Regions from separate parts of the Homo sapiens genome. Here region 2 is linked to region 1. The links are chromatin contacts, found by Hi-C or POLR2A ChIA-PET in ENCODE. All regions are on one chromosome and are shown on one strand. The core of a region is the stretch at or near the end of the contact, and the rest is flanking DNA. Distances in the headings are between cores, read along the strand shown. Region 1 holds the start of NANOS1 (nanos C2HC-type zinc finger 1). Region 2 holds the start of RGS10 (regulator of G protein signaling 10).

Region 1 (7,009 bases), core at 3,756-6,255:
AGTCACCAAGTCATCAACAAAAATATCACTAAGGTTTGTTTTTTGTTTTAACTTTTCTGGTAAGCCATCACCTTGCGCCAGCTTTGTGTCCTTAAGCCTTATCACCTCAGCTCTATAGCCTGAGCTGAAGAAGGTGAGGGCCCTGGTTCTTTATTTCTTCCCCCTTTTTATATAAGGAAGCAAACCCCTTCCCAGTATCCTCCCAGCAGACAGCAGATGTCCGCTGAGATCTCCAGGGTGAGAATGGGTCACCAGCCCTCCCCTTACCCAGTGGTGACTAGGGGAAATGGGATGTTTCTGCTTAAACCTGTCACAGTTATGCCCCGAGGCTGAGGGAAGGAATCAGAACAAAGTTAAGTCTGCAAGGAGGGGGAGTGGCTGCCATTTTACTCGACAAGAGCCCTTCACTGACCAAAAGCAGCATCTGGGGCCCAGAGAGGTTAAGCCCCTTGTCCACTACACGTGACTTTGCACCAGCGCCAGGGTGCAAACCCTGTCCCGAGGCCCAGTAAGCTCTCCCCACTTCACCATATGGCTTCTCCACAACAGCAGACCCTAAGCCCAAGCCCCCCAAAGGGCAGGAGCCCCATCCCAGGACTCTCTGAGCTTGACAGAGCCATGATGTGGACAAAGTCAGCCAGGAGAGGGCTCCTCGTGCCCAAATGCACCTCACCCACCTCCAGGCCCATGGCTGACGGAGCCAAAGCACCTCCTGTCCCTGGCAAAGTCCTGGCAGGGGGTCAGCGGGAACCCAGAACCTGACAAACAGCATCGCTATAGCCGCCTGGACCCCGGCCAAGCTGCCTCATTCCCCAGGGCTGACCTCATGTTTCTGAAGAGCCTCAGGAGCCTGAGGTCTGTGAGCTGCCTCACAGGGTTCAGTTCTGCTGCCAGCAAAGGAAATGGCCCGGGCTGGGGGCCATGTGGAGAGGTGGGAGCACAGAACCCAGGCACCCTCCCCACCACCCACCCCTGCCCTGCCAGAGCCCTCAGCCTGTGCCAGGCAGGCCCCACTGCCCCACTCCAGAAGAAACCAAGCAGCACCCTCTAACTTCTGAGGTGTAGCCCATGCCCACCTGTCTTCTCACCTCTGCCGGATACCTGAAGAAACGTTCACAGACTGGCTGTTTCCATCTGTTTCATTCCAGACTCCTGGAAAGTGAGCAAAAGGCAGTGAGACTTCATCAGAGGTGCTAAGAACATCTCTGAAATCGTGCCAACACCTCAAAGAGCTAGAGAGCTCACAGCCAGGCTGAGGCCTGTTGCTGGGTGACAAAAGTCACTGTTTATTTAACCCAGAGCTGGGCCAGGTGCCCACACTGGCCTTTCTATGGTCACTGAGAGCAAAGGCTCCCAGGGTACTGAGGCCCAGCGTGTGCTCCACGACAAAAGCCTTCATGCACTTGGCCTCCACTTCCCGACTTCCCTTCTGGGTCAAATGTCTACTCACCTCGTATAGCAGTCAAGGGGAGCAGCCTGGGGAAACAGCCCATGGCGGACCCCAAGACACACTCATTTCTCCACCTCCTTCTGGGGCATCTCCATCCCAGCTCCACTTCCCACATACCCAGGCTGCAGGTCCCAGCCAAGGTGTTTGTTCCTATTCTTATCCCTTAAAAGTTTTTATTCTCCCCGTACAACCACAAGGGCCGAAAACCATGTTGGGAGGCAAGAAGGCTTCCGCTTCTGTGCCATCGCCTCTCTGGCCTGACCAAGGGGGATCAGACACAGCAGCTGGCAATTTTAAACTTTTCCTGCCAAAGTTATTCTCAGAACTGTGGCTCCCCATCTTCAGAGCTTGAAAAGTCTGCATGTCTTGAAAGGATGCAGGCTGCAGGGCTGTGTGAACCGAGCGGAATTTTCCATTCATAGAATAATCATCTTCATACCACTCTGGGGGGCTGGCGTTCTCGTGGTAAAAGCTCCGAGTTCAGGGTCAGCAAACCTGCCAGGCGTCTGCAGGAGCCCTGCGGCATGGAGGTTCTTTTATTTATTTTTGGTGGAGAAGGGGAGGAAATAAAGGAATGACTTTCTACCTTGCATGCCAACACAAACTTGGAAAAGGATCTGGGTTGGCAAGTGCTGAATATTACTGCCTGGTTTCATGACTTACATCAACCATCGGGGGCTAGAAGGAAGAGGCCGAAACATGGATCTTTAACCCCTAACCCAGAGAGGCGGCCAGAACAGGCCTCACTTCACTGCTTCAGGTCCTTTCCCGCGCCTGCCAGCCAGAGCCCTGGATTGCTCTTTGAGGGCAGGGGCCCCAGCCAAGGCCATATCGCCTCACCTCACCTCACTTCTTTCCAGCTTCCCCTGTGTTGTGCCTTAGAGTTCTGCGGATGCATGCACAGACTTATTGTCTGAGATACCTTGCTGGTCCAGGGTGTAGTGAGAAGGCCACCCGGCCGGGAGTAACAGGACCAGAGTCTTAGTTCTGTCACATAGTCACTGTAGCCTTAAAGAAGTCCTGCTTGGCTGGGTGCGGTGGCTCACACCTATAATCCCAGCATTTTGGGAGGCCAAGGTAGGCAAATCACCTGAGGTCAGGAGTTTGAGACCAGCCAATACGGTGAAACCCCATCACTATTAAAAATACAAAAATTAGGTAGGCATGGTGGCACATGCCTCTAAACCCAGCTACTCAGGAGGCTGAGGCAGGAGAATCGCTTAAACTCAGGAGGCAGAGATTGCAGTGAGCCTAGATCGTGCCATCGCACTCCAGTCTGGGCGACAGAGTGAGACTCTGTCTCAAAAAAAAAAAAAGAAATCCTACTCTTCTCTAGGTCTCATTTTCTTCATCTGTAAGGATTGGACAGAACTGGGTGCAGTGGCTCACATTTGCAATCCCAGCACTTTGTGAGGCCAAGACAGGAGGATCACTTGAGGCCAGGAGTTCAAGACCAGCCTGGGCAACATAGCGAGACCCCCATCTATTAAAAAAGAAAAGAAAAAGGCAAGAAAAGATCGAACAGAATGATCCCAAAGATCCCTTCCCATGCTGACATTCTGATTCCCTCATTCATTCATTCTAATATTAACCAATGCCAGCACTAGGTTCTGGGCATCCCCTGCTGAGCCATTCTAAACCTGCTGGGCACAGCCAAGACCTGTGAGTGTGGCCTCAGGCCTAGTGAGGGCTCATTGTTTCCACAGCCACTGCATGGTCCAGAGTGAGGAAGGAAAGCCCCATCTGCCCCATGAAGCCCACCCTGCCAGGGCCCACCTGCCAGGGGAGGCATTTTCCTGATCCCAGTTCTAGGTTTCATCCTAGAAGAGCCCTCAGTATCTAAAGCCTTTCCTACTTTCAATTTTTAAAAAAGTTGGGAAGTGTAAGACCACCTGCCATCTTCCTAATCAAAACTCATCTTCTGGCTCTTATTCTCCATGGCTTTTACACAACATGTTTTATTCATTTCAAAGTATTTAATTATAATGTTGAGGCCAGGTGTGGTGGCTCATGTCTGTAATCCCAGCACTTTGGGAGGCCAAGGCAGGAAGATCGCTTGAGGCCAGGTGTTCAAGACCAGCCTAGGCAACATAGTGAGACCCTGTCTCAAGAAAAAAAAAAAAGAAAAAAGAAAAATCAAGAAGAAAAAAGAAAGAGTGAGAAAGAAAGAAAGAGGCCAGACGCGGTGGCTCACGCCTGTAACACCAACACTTTGGGAGGCCAAGGCAGGCGGATCGCGAGGTCTGGAGTTCAAGACAAGCCTGGCCAACATAGTGAAACCCCGTCTCTACTAAAATACAAAAAATTAGCCCGGCATGGTGGCGGGCATCTGTAATCCCAGCTGCTTGGAAGGCTGAGGCAGGAGAATTGCTTGAACCCGGGATGCGGAAAGAAAAGAAAAAAAAAGAAAGAAAAGGAAGGAGGGAAAGAAGGAAGGAAGGAAGGAAGGAAAGAAGGAAGGAAAGAAGGAAGGAAGGAAGGAAGGAAGGAAGGAAGGAAGGAAGGAAGGAAGGAAGGAAGGAAGACAAAATATAACATTGAATACACGTTGTTTTTCAAACTGCACATACAACCCACATTTTGACTCAGGCCTCTGGGGCGAGGGGGTACACACACACACACACATCCCAGTCACTGTCCTAGGCTCTCCAGCCATGAGATTTTCCGGCCCAGCCCCAACCCCGACCTAAGTAACCGGCTATCGGCCACCCATTGGCTGAAGTCCCTGAGCACCTGTTGGGAGGAAGGCTGCTGCGTGCAGCCGGAAAGTCCTGCGTCCCTCCGCTCTTACCGCGGCAGGAACCACAGCCTCCCCGAACCTCAGGGTTTGTATGGATTTCGCCCAGGGGAAAGCGCTCCAACGCGCGGTGCAAACGGAAGCCACTGGCTGGTTGGGCGGCTGTGATGGGAGAGCTGCATCCTTCCAACGCGTCCAGCTTTTCATGCTGATGTTGGTGAGAAGGGGGTGGATAGCGGGGATTCTCAGGATTAGGGCCTAGGGCCATTAAAGGCTGGGAGGTGGGGGCGTAAACCTGTGGCCACCCTGACCCCTGTCCTCGGGGGGCCTCACCACCAGGCCGAGGAGACCCAGGCCTGGTCACCTGCTCCAAGCCCAGGCCCGGCGCTCGAATGCGGGCCCCAGCGGCCCTCCCTTCCCGGCCCTTCTCTCCCCTACTTTCTCCTCACCTCCCAGCTGCGCGGAGAACACGCCCCCTCCCCGTGTTCCCACCAATCAGCGTCCGGAGCGGCGCCCGAGGCGCCGGGGGGCTCTGGTCTGCAGCCAATGAGCGCCACGGCTCGAGGCGGCGCCTCGCCCGCCCCCTCCCGGAATGAAGGCCGCCCGACAGCTGGCGAGGCTGGCGCAGCGCGCGGGGCGCGGGAGCCGCGCGGGCTGGAGCGGAGCGCGCACACAGCCAGCCCGCCTCCGCTCCGCCTCCGTCCGGGGCGCGGGCGAGGTGGCCGGGGCGGGGGAACGCAGGGGGCAGGGCCGCGGCGGCGAGGCCGGGGGGCGGGGAGGAGTGGGCCCGATAAAAGGCGGCGCGGCGGCCCCACCCCGCGGCAGGCCGGCGGGCAGGCTCGGCGTGTCCCTTCCGTCCGGCCCGCGCCGGCGGCGGGGAGGCGGCGCGCGGCCCGCAGCCCGCCCATGGAGGCTTTCCCCTGGGCGCCCCGCTCGCCCCGCCGCGGCCGCGCCCCCCCGCCCATGGCGCTCGTGCCCAGCGCCCGCTACGTGAGCGCCCCGGGCCCGGCGCACCCGCAGCCCTTCAGCTCCTGGAACGACTACCTGGGGCTCGCCACGCTCATCACCAAAGCGGTGGACGGCGAGCCGCGCTTCGGCTGCGCCCGCGGTGGGAACGGCGGCGGCGGCTCCCCGCCCTCCTCCTCCTCGTCGTCCTGCTGCTCCCCCCACACGGGGGCCGGGCCTGGGGCGCTGGGGCCGGCGCTGGGGCCGCCCGACTACGACGAGGACGACGACGACGACAGCGACGAGCCGGGGTCCCGGGGCCGCTACCTGGGGAGCGCGCTGGAATTGCGCGCGCTGGAGCTGTGCGCGGGCCCCGCCGAGGCCGGGCTGCTGGAGGAGCGCTTCGCCGAGCTGAGCCCGTTCGCGGGTCGTGCCGCCGCCGTGCTGCTGGGCTGCGCGCCCGCCGCCGCCGCCGCCGCCACCACCACCAGCGAGGCGACGCCGCGCGAGGAGCGGGCCCCGGCGTGGGCGGCCGAGCCCCGGCTGCACGCGGCCTCCGGGGCGGCGGCCGCCCGGCTGCTGAAGCCCGAGCTGCAGGTGTGCGTGTTCTGCCGGAACAACAAGGAGGCGATGGCGCTCTACACCACCCATATCCTCAAGGGCCCCGACGGGCGAGTGCTGTGTCCCGTGCTGCGCCGCTACACGTGTCCCCTGTGCGGCGCCAGCGGCGACAACGCGCACACCATCAAGTACTGCCCGCTCTCCAAAGTGCCGCCGCCGCCCGCCCGCCCGCCGCCCCGCAGCGCCAGGGACGGCCCGCCTGGCAAGAAGCTGCGCTGAAGGCCCGGGCTCCCGGCCGCCCAGGGTCGCCGCCGCCCCTCGCACCGCTAGGTCTGCGCACCATCTCGCCCCCGCCGTGGGGAGGCGTGCGGCTCAGCGGTCGGCTCGACATGGGACGTCGTCCTGGTGGTTTTTGAAAAGCAGCCGACCGTGTGGAGTACTTCCGTGCTGAACGATTGGGACTAGACGCTGAAATCCCCATTTGTCTTCAGTTTCTAGTTTGCACATCCAGAACGGCGAAGGCTGGGTGTGTATTCCACTAACTGAAATATGGCAACTTAGAGGCGCTGTTTATTTACTGTATACGTCGACCTATTTTAGATGCGCATCAGTATGAAATTGTCTCAATCTTGGATGTTTCATTTTATGAATGGAGGCACTTTACTAGGTCTAGAATATTTTTTTAAAAGCCTCTGAACTGAGCTTAAAACTGGCGATTTTATGAAATGTCGGCAAAATGACTATTTTATTGTTTGAAGCGAGTTAATATTCTCAGTTGTCTTTAAAAATCAGTTACTCTAATTCCAGGTGAAGCAAGCCGCTGGTAGCATCACCCTTATGAGAAGTGAAGGTTTTGTAAACTTTCCAGTATTAATTTGGGCGGGTATTCCCCGCTTGTGGCTTGTTTCTGTCCTAGCTGGAGGTGTAAAATGCACAATGTGTAGCAGGTAGAATACAGCTCCTTATCGTTCTATGTACCAGGTATTTTATTACTGAACTAGCAACTAGCCTTTTCCACCTTTAAAAGTTGTGCCAAGTCATAATCATATTGTGTATAACTTGGAAATGGTGCTGTTTAAAAAAATTGTGTATTTATACAGTAACAGTATGAATTCATTAATCTCACCTGTAACTTTCCTACTTGGCATTTTCTCTACACACTCACCCTCTTCCAGTTCTTTAAAAACGTTTATGATATTAAGATCAAAGGGAGGAAGGGAAGACAGCAGTATTAATTCACCCTAGATTACTCAATTTCAGGGTTCCTAGTGGAGGAAAGCCCATTCCAGCTGTTGCCTGTCAAACAAATAGAAGAT
Region 2 (6,932 bases), core at 542-3,041, 510 kb after region 1:
GTGCTGGAACATCAGCTCTCCTGAGTCAAAATGAAGCCTTCATTTTTAGCTTTGTTGATTTTCATGATGTAAATATCCCATCATAACTACTTTCAAGCTACCTATGGTTTACAACCAGTTTCCAAACTTTTTGAATATTTGGCAACTGGCTCTTGCAAGCCAGTTTGAGCCAGCTCCAGCACATCACTGAAACGGAGGCACAGAGAGATCAAGTAATTTGCCCAGTGTTGCTGAATGACAGAGTCAAGGTTAGAACCAAGAGTTTAATTCGAGTCCAGGCTCTGAGCAGCGCTCCACAGGCCTGTGCCAACCATAGAGACTGGTTAACATTAACACCCACAAGGGAATTCTTTGACTCACATGCAACACAAAAAGGTTTACATGACCACTAACGCTAACGGAGCACTTAGTACTTGCCGGGCAACAATGTAAGATCATTACAACAACCCTATGAAATCCTACATATTAAATACAATAATTTGCAAAACCTGATGGATGGAAGACAGGTTCCAATTAAGTACTTTAAAAGGCGAGTAGCTACTGTTATTCCCACTGTGCAGAACCTCATTCTGCAGAAAGGTCCCACGGCTGGTGAATATGGCGAAGGTGAGATTCGGATCCAGCCAGTCTGGTCCCAGTCTCTAAACCACAATGTCCCTCATAAAATACCAGGAGCAGAAAGGAAATGCACCAACGCGTTGGGACTCTGAGCGCCAAGCAGAAGTGAATCTTGGCGTGGGAAGCCCGGCAAAGCCCCCGAACTTCAGAGTCAGGGGAACCTGGGTTTGAAAGCCTCCCCATCACCTGCGGAGTGTGACTGGGGCAAGTTACCTAACAGCGCCTGGCTTCCGCTCCCTCCTCACTCACCGGGTTGTCCTAGGGGTGAAGGGAGAGTTCACCCAACGCGGTGGACAAAGCCCTTGGCGCACCCAAAGGCCTGCACAGGTCGTAGCTATTGTGATGAGCAAAAGGGTGGAAGGACCGGAATCAAGGGCACGGCTCCACCTTCACCGTGGGGTCTTTGGCCTATCAAGTTGCCCGAGATCGTGGCTCAGGCTGGCCCAAAGTGACGGCCAAGGCGAATCCTTCGTAACGTCAGAACTTCGCTGGCTCGGACCGCAGAAGTGCCCTTCTCCATCCTGGGGTTCCGCCACCCTCGCGATCCCACCTTTTGGCTCCTCGCGGCAGAAGCGAAGGCCCCCGACGCCCCAGGCCCAGGGGCCCAGTCGGATGCCCGGGTCCAGCCGTGCTCCCCCGGGCGCTCGGCATCCTTCCACCCACGCCCGCAGCGGAGGCGGAGAGCGTCACGGAGGGAGAAGCCCGCGCGCCGTTCCGCTTTCGGAATCTGGAGCCCCATGTCACCTCCAAAGTTTGGAGATTTGGGGCGCTCCTTTTTCTCCCAGACCATCACTAAAAAGAAAACTGCGGCTGTTCCTCTTTCAGCCAAACTTCCTCCCCGGGGCTCCCGGAGGAGCTCTGCGCTCCCGTCGCGGCTGGGACCGCGAAGGTGCGGTACCCAGCGGGGAGAGGTGGTGCGGTCGGCCGGGGCTCCAGTCTGGGAGGTACCACCGAGCCGCGCCCGAGCACAAGAGGGAGGGCAGGAGGCCGGGCGGGCGAAACGGCGCCCCGACCCCGAGCCCGCGGGCCCCCGAAGCCGCTTACCTGACGGCGGCCGCTTCCTGCTCAGCCGGCTCACGGCGCGGTTGAACATCGCCGCGGGCGCCCGAGGAGGAAGAAGGAGCAGCCCGGCGGCGCGGCGGCTGAGCCGGAGGAAGGCGAGGAGGAGGAGGAGGGCGAGGAGGAGGAGGAGGAGGGCAAGGAGGAGGAGCGGGCTCAGCACCGCCCCGGAGCTCTAGGTCCCCGCCCGCCGCCCTCCTCCTAGCCAGGCGCCGCGTGGCGCGCTCAGTGCGCCCTGCCCGCCCCCGCTGGTGAGGACTCGCGGTTCCGCTCCGGGGTGCCCGGGCGGGGCAGGGCAGGGCAGCCCCGGGTGACCCCCGATCGCCCAGAGTGTGCCCCGCGCCTGGGATAAGGTGCACTGGCCCAGAGGGAGCCCGCGCCGCCGGGAACTTAGTAGCCCCGCGGAGGCGGTTAGCGCGTCCCGGGGTCCCTGGCCCTCGCCTGAGATGCCGCCCCGGCCCGCCCCGCCCAGCTTCAAGCTCCCGGGCCCATCGCGGTCTCCCGCCTTCTCCCTGTAGCCCCGGAGAAACTGGCACGGCGCCGCGGGCGCACCGCGCTTCGGGGCTCTCAGCGAGCCTTCGCAGGTGGCGGGCGGGGTCCCCTCCCGGGTCACAGGCTGGGAAGCCTAGGCCTCGCGGTTCTGCAGAGTCCGGGCGCGGCCCAGCCTGTGGCCTTTGCCTCCTCGTCACCAGGATCCCCGCCTGCTGGGGCCTGGCTGCTCCTCGACTTCGTGGGCGCTGCGCCTTCCCGCCCCGCGAATGCGGGTGGGGCGTCCCCAGGGCCCGTGCGCTGAGCTAGCCGAGCCGCCGCGGGTGGGCGCCCTCTCCCCGGCCGTGCCGCGCGGGCGCCAGGACTCGGGGAGATCTGAGAGGATTCTGCAGGAACCCCCCGGTTCCTGCGCCGGGCGGTGCTCTGTCCCGCACACCGCGCTCTCGGGACACTTCTCTAACTTTGGGGACACGTGGGCACTGCCTCTGGCAGGGCCTTCAGGCTCCACGACCGGGACCACTCAAGCCCCCACGGCGTCACCTGCTGGGCGCTGCGCGCTCTACGGTCTCCTATTATTTCATTTCTTCTATGGAGCAGCCCCAGAGGGGATGTCATTAGCCCCCATTTTCTTGAACATTTGGTTTGCAAGAAATTGTCTTTCTGGCGAGTTTTATTTTTCTCCTTGTGTATCTGGCTTTGTCTCTAAATTGGTCTTTATTTTTAGCTGTACTAATTGCTATTTTTCCAAACCGTTCCCCAGTCGCCCTCCCCCCATCCCCCCGTCCTTTTGCAGTTTTTTTCACTACTTGGCACTTTCTTTTGTATCTTCTATTCTGAGCTTCCAGTTCTGCTCACTTTCCCTCTCCCTCTACCCACCCCACAGCCCCAGTTGCACCCCAAGTGTGGCCGGTGGTTGCTTGTTGTTTCCCTCCCCGCTATTCCCCCTCCAAAAGTCGTTTTCCTCCGAGCATTTCCAAGCACTCTCCCCCTTCTGCTGCCAAAAGAGGATTTCCAGGCTCCTGAAGCGAACGCGGTGACCAAGAACAGGGTTAGACCCAGCGCGGGGAGTTCTGCTTTTAAAACTGCTGTTGTTGGCCTACTCCGGGCCCAGACAAACTTCCATCTCATTGTAATGGGATCAAGCTGTGATACTTAACTATAGGCAAGAGTTTCACCTTTCGTAAGAGCGGGATTTTAAATGCTGGCAGAGTCCTGGATCCAAGTGAGGTCACTGCGTTCTTAAAACAATAAGGGAATTGGTGCAACGCACTCACCCAGAAAACTTCCCCGAGACCAAATTACAAGTAATCCTAAGACAGGAAATAAGCACACTGGCACACAGGGGTAAAAGTTAGGCACAGCAGCTCAGTGTTTTGCTAGTTGCCAAGTCCACCCTAGCGTGTCCTGAAAAACACTGGTGTGGCTTAAGACATGCTATGAATCCCTCCTGAGCTAAGAACCCCAGGCATCTCTTAAATAAAGGGAAAATATAACAGCCTTAAATCACTTTTACTGTCCTGTTAGCACATCAGAGAGTAAGTACAAAAATTAAGATGCATAGTTAGGGCCAGGCGCTGTGGCTCACGTCTGTAATCCCAGCACTTTGGGAGGCAGAGGCAGGCGGATTACCTGAGGTCAGGAGTTCAAGACCAGCCTGGCTAACATGGTGAAGCCCCATCTGTACTAAAAATACAAAAATTAGCCAGGCCTGGTGGCAGGTGCCTGTAATCCCAGCTACTCAGGAGGCTGACACAGAAGAATCACTTGAGCCTGGGAGGAGGAGGTTGCAGTGAGCCAAGATCTGAAGGAGGAGGTTGCAGTGAGCTGAGATCTCACCACTGCACTCCAGCCTGGGCCACAGAGCAAGACTCTGTCTCCAAAAAAAGGAAAAAAAGGCCGGGTGCGGTGGTTCACACCTGTAATCCCAGCACTTTGGGAGGCCAAGGCGGGCGGATCACCTGAGGTCGGGAGTTCGAGACCAGCCTGACGAACATGGTGAAACCTCATCTCTACTAAAAATACAAAATTAGCCAGGCGCGGTGGCAGGCATCTGTAATCCCAGCTACTCAGGAGGCTGAGGCAGGAGAATCGCTTGAACCCGGGAGGCAGAGTTTGCAGTGAACTGAGATCGAGCCATTGCACTCCAGCCTGGGTGACTGAGCAAGACTCCATCTCAAAAAAAAAAAAAAAAAAAATGCATGGTTAACGTTTAAGTGCACAGTTTAAAATTTTTGCCTGGGACATTGAAATTGCTATAAATACCTGTTTTAAGTGTCTGAAGGTTCAAAAGCCAGTTTTCAAAGTGTATTGTGCAAAAGACCACGTATAAAAGTATAAAGCCTCCTAACTCCTAAAACTCGCCAAATGCACACACACATACACACACACACTCACACACACACACACACACACACACACGATTAAGTTCCAACCGTGGTTTGCATTGGATTGAAGGTGCTCACCATCCCAATGGCATTTTTCCTGTAATTCCAGCATGCACTTTCTGAAGCTTTTTTTTTTTTTTTTTTTTTTTTTTGAGACAGAGGTTTCACTATGTTGTCCAGGCTGATTTCTGACTTCTGGGCTCTCAAGTGATCCTCCCTCCTTAGCCTCCTAAGTCAAGCCTTCACAAACAAACTGCGGTAGCCAGTGTGGGGAAGAAGAGGATGAGCGGTTTAGCCCCTTTCTTCCCCTGCTGGTCTCACTTTTGGTTCAAGGATGTTTACATCAGGCAAGAAGCAAGAGCCCCGGATGTCTTCTGGTAACACAAGATTTCAGAGGGATTACTGGCTTTGGAGTTCAATATTTTCATTCTACCCAGAAACTAAAATATTGGTAAGCTGTGAATACATTTTAGAGCCTCTCATCACCAGAATTTATGTAACAAGACTATTCTAGGCCAGTTGAGGCAGACAAGGTATAGTAAAATGAATAAGTGGCCAACTTAAAGTCAAGAGACCTGGGTACTAATCTGACCAAACAGCAACCAGCTGTGTGGACACACCAGATGTGTCCTCAAACACATCGTAGCCTCAAGGGACAGGGCAAGGAGAGGTCCACCTACACTCCGAGCAAGTGGTATTCAATAGCAATAAACAAAAAAGCATCTGGCATCGTGCCCAGCACATGTAGGCACACAAAAAATTACTGGAATTTTAATTACTCTTACTCCCCCTACAATGATGTTTTAATAAATGATAAACTTTATGGTACAGCCAGTCAAAAGTGGATTTCTTTTCAATTATAGGAAATTGGCAGGGTTAGTAACACTGATGTTCACATTGTTACTACACTGTGAAGGAGGGAAAGTAAATTGTTACAACCTCTCTAGAAGGAAGAGAAGCAGATGTGTTAATATATGTATTTGACAACACATGTAAGAGTCTTCAAAATGTTTATACCTCTTGGACTAGTGAATAATTCTATAATTGGTAATTTGTGCCAAAAGAAAAACAATAAATGATGCGAACATTTACGTGTACAATTAAACATAACACTTCCTTTTATCAGGGTTATTTACAGTAGCTAAAAATGCCCGCTAAGAGAATGACTAAGGTATAACATATTCTCCTGATAGAATATTTAACAGTTATAAAAAACTGTGAAGAATCTTTGGAACTTGGTGGAAAAAACTAGTGCAAAGAGAAAGATGAAAGAATCTTAGACGAAGCTCTCGTTGAAAAATCAGGATACAAATATAGAGAAAATTTTCAGTGTGGAGGAAGAGGAGAATACGGTATGTTTATACCTAGAAAGCTAGCAGTTAATTACACCTAAATATTACTAGACTATATCTCTAGATAATAGGATAATGGGTTCTTTTTTCTTCATTACATTTTCCTGTTTTGCAAACTTCTGCAGTGTATGTGCTTTTAAATCAGGGAGAAAAATCACTAATTAGAGACTAGTTGAAATCTCTACTGGGTTTAATGCCACAAAAATACATAAGGCTTCATTTCTGTTGCAGTTTTGTGTTTTGTTTTTTAGAGACAGGGACTTGTTCTGTCGCCCAGGCTGGAGTGTGGTGCTGCGATCATAGCTCACTGCAGCCTTGAACTCCTGAGCTCAGGCAGTCCCCCTACCTCAGTCTCCTGAGTAGCTAGGGCTACAGGAGTGCACCACCATACCCTGCTACTTATGTATGTACGTACGTATGTATTTATTTATTCATTAATTTTTTTATTTTTAATTTTGTTTATTTATTTATTTATTTATTTGAGATGGAGTCTCAAATAAATAAATAGAGATGGGATTTCACCATGTTGGCCAGGCTGGTCTCCATCTCCTGATCTCGTGATCTGCCCACCTCGGCCTCCCAGAGGGCTGGGATTACGTAAGCCACTGCACCTGGCAAAAGTAAATTTTATTTTTAGAGCAATTTTAGGTTCACAGCAAAATTGAACAGAAAGTAGAGTTCCACATGCCTCCTGCCCCAAACACGCATAGCCTCTTATAGCATATGACCTCCCACACCAGAGAGGTACCTTTGTGCAATCAAGGAACCTACAATGACACATCGTTATCATCCAGAGTTCATATCAAATACCCTTTTCCCATCTCAGGACTCCCACCTTTTTTGGAGGGTGTGGGGCTAAGGAGCAGAAAGTTTAATACGCAGGAGTAAGAGAAAGGAGAACAGTTCTCTCTCTAGGGAGAGAGAGGGGCTTCCGAAAGGAAAGACCAACAGTGGTGGGGTTCACTGGATTTTATAGGCAGACTTGAGAAGGCGGTGAATGATTTACATAGGGCCCACAGATTGGTTAGAT

What was found. A loop is a pair of places that touch in the nucleus more often than their neighbours do. ChIA-PET counts read pairs that join two places held with the same protein, here RNA polymerase II (POLR2A). Pooled maps may share reads with other maps.
Region 2: a loop to region 1 is called in a map of OCI-LY7, with 9 times the contacts of the local background. The contact joins the promoter of RGS10 here to the promoter of NANOS1 in region 1. A Hi-C loop is called at or near these places in 1 of 168 maps with a recorded cell type or tissue (OCI-LY7), 3 of 37 single-sample maps with no recorded cell type and 10 of 50 pooled maps. POLR2A ChIA-PET finds 5 or more read pairs at or near these places in 2 of 52 experiments (A673 and activated naive CD4-positive, alpha-beta T cell).

What each region holds. Positions count from the first base shown.
Region 1 is chr10:119,024,709-119,031,717 of GRCh38, forward strand. It overlaps NANOS1 (nanos C2HC-type zinc finger 1), which reads left to right and starts at 5,006. Exons shown (of 1, transcript NM_199461.4): 1 at 5,006-7,009. The coding sequence starts at 5,094. The coding sequence ends at 5,972. LINC03036 (long intergenic non-protein coding RNA 3036) reads right to left here and starts at 4,863. Exons shown (of 4, transcript NR_186540.1): 1 at 4,637-4,863; 2 at 1,089-1,152. RefSeq lists enhancers at 70-643, 4,283-4,783 and silencers at 4,608-5,077, 5,198-5,407, 5,778-6,077.
Region 2 is chr10:119,540,928-119,547,859 of GRCh38, forward strand. It overlaps RGS10 (regulator of G protein signaling 10), which reads right to left and starts at 1,792. Exons shown (of 5, transcript NM_001005339.2): 1 at 1,663-1,792. The coding sequence starts at 1,711. RefSeq lists silencers at 1,245-1,414, 1,465-2,204, 2,215-2,284, 2,335-2,494 and enhancers at 2,705-2,784, 3,047-3,555.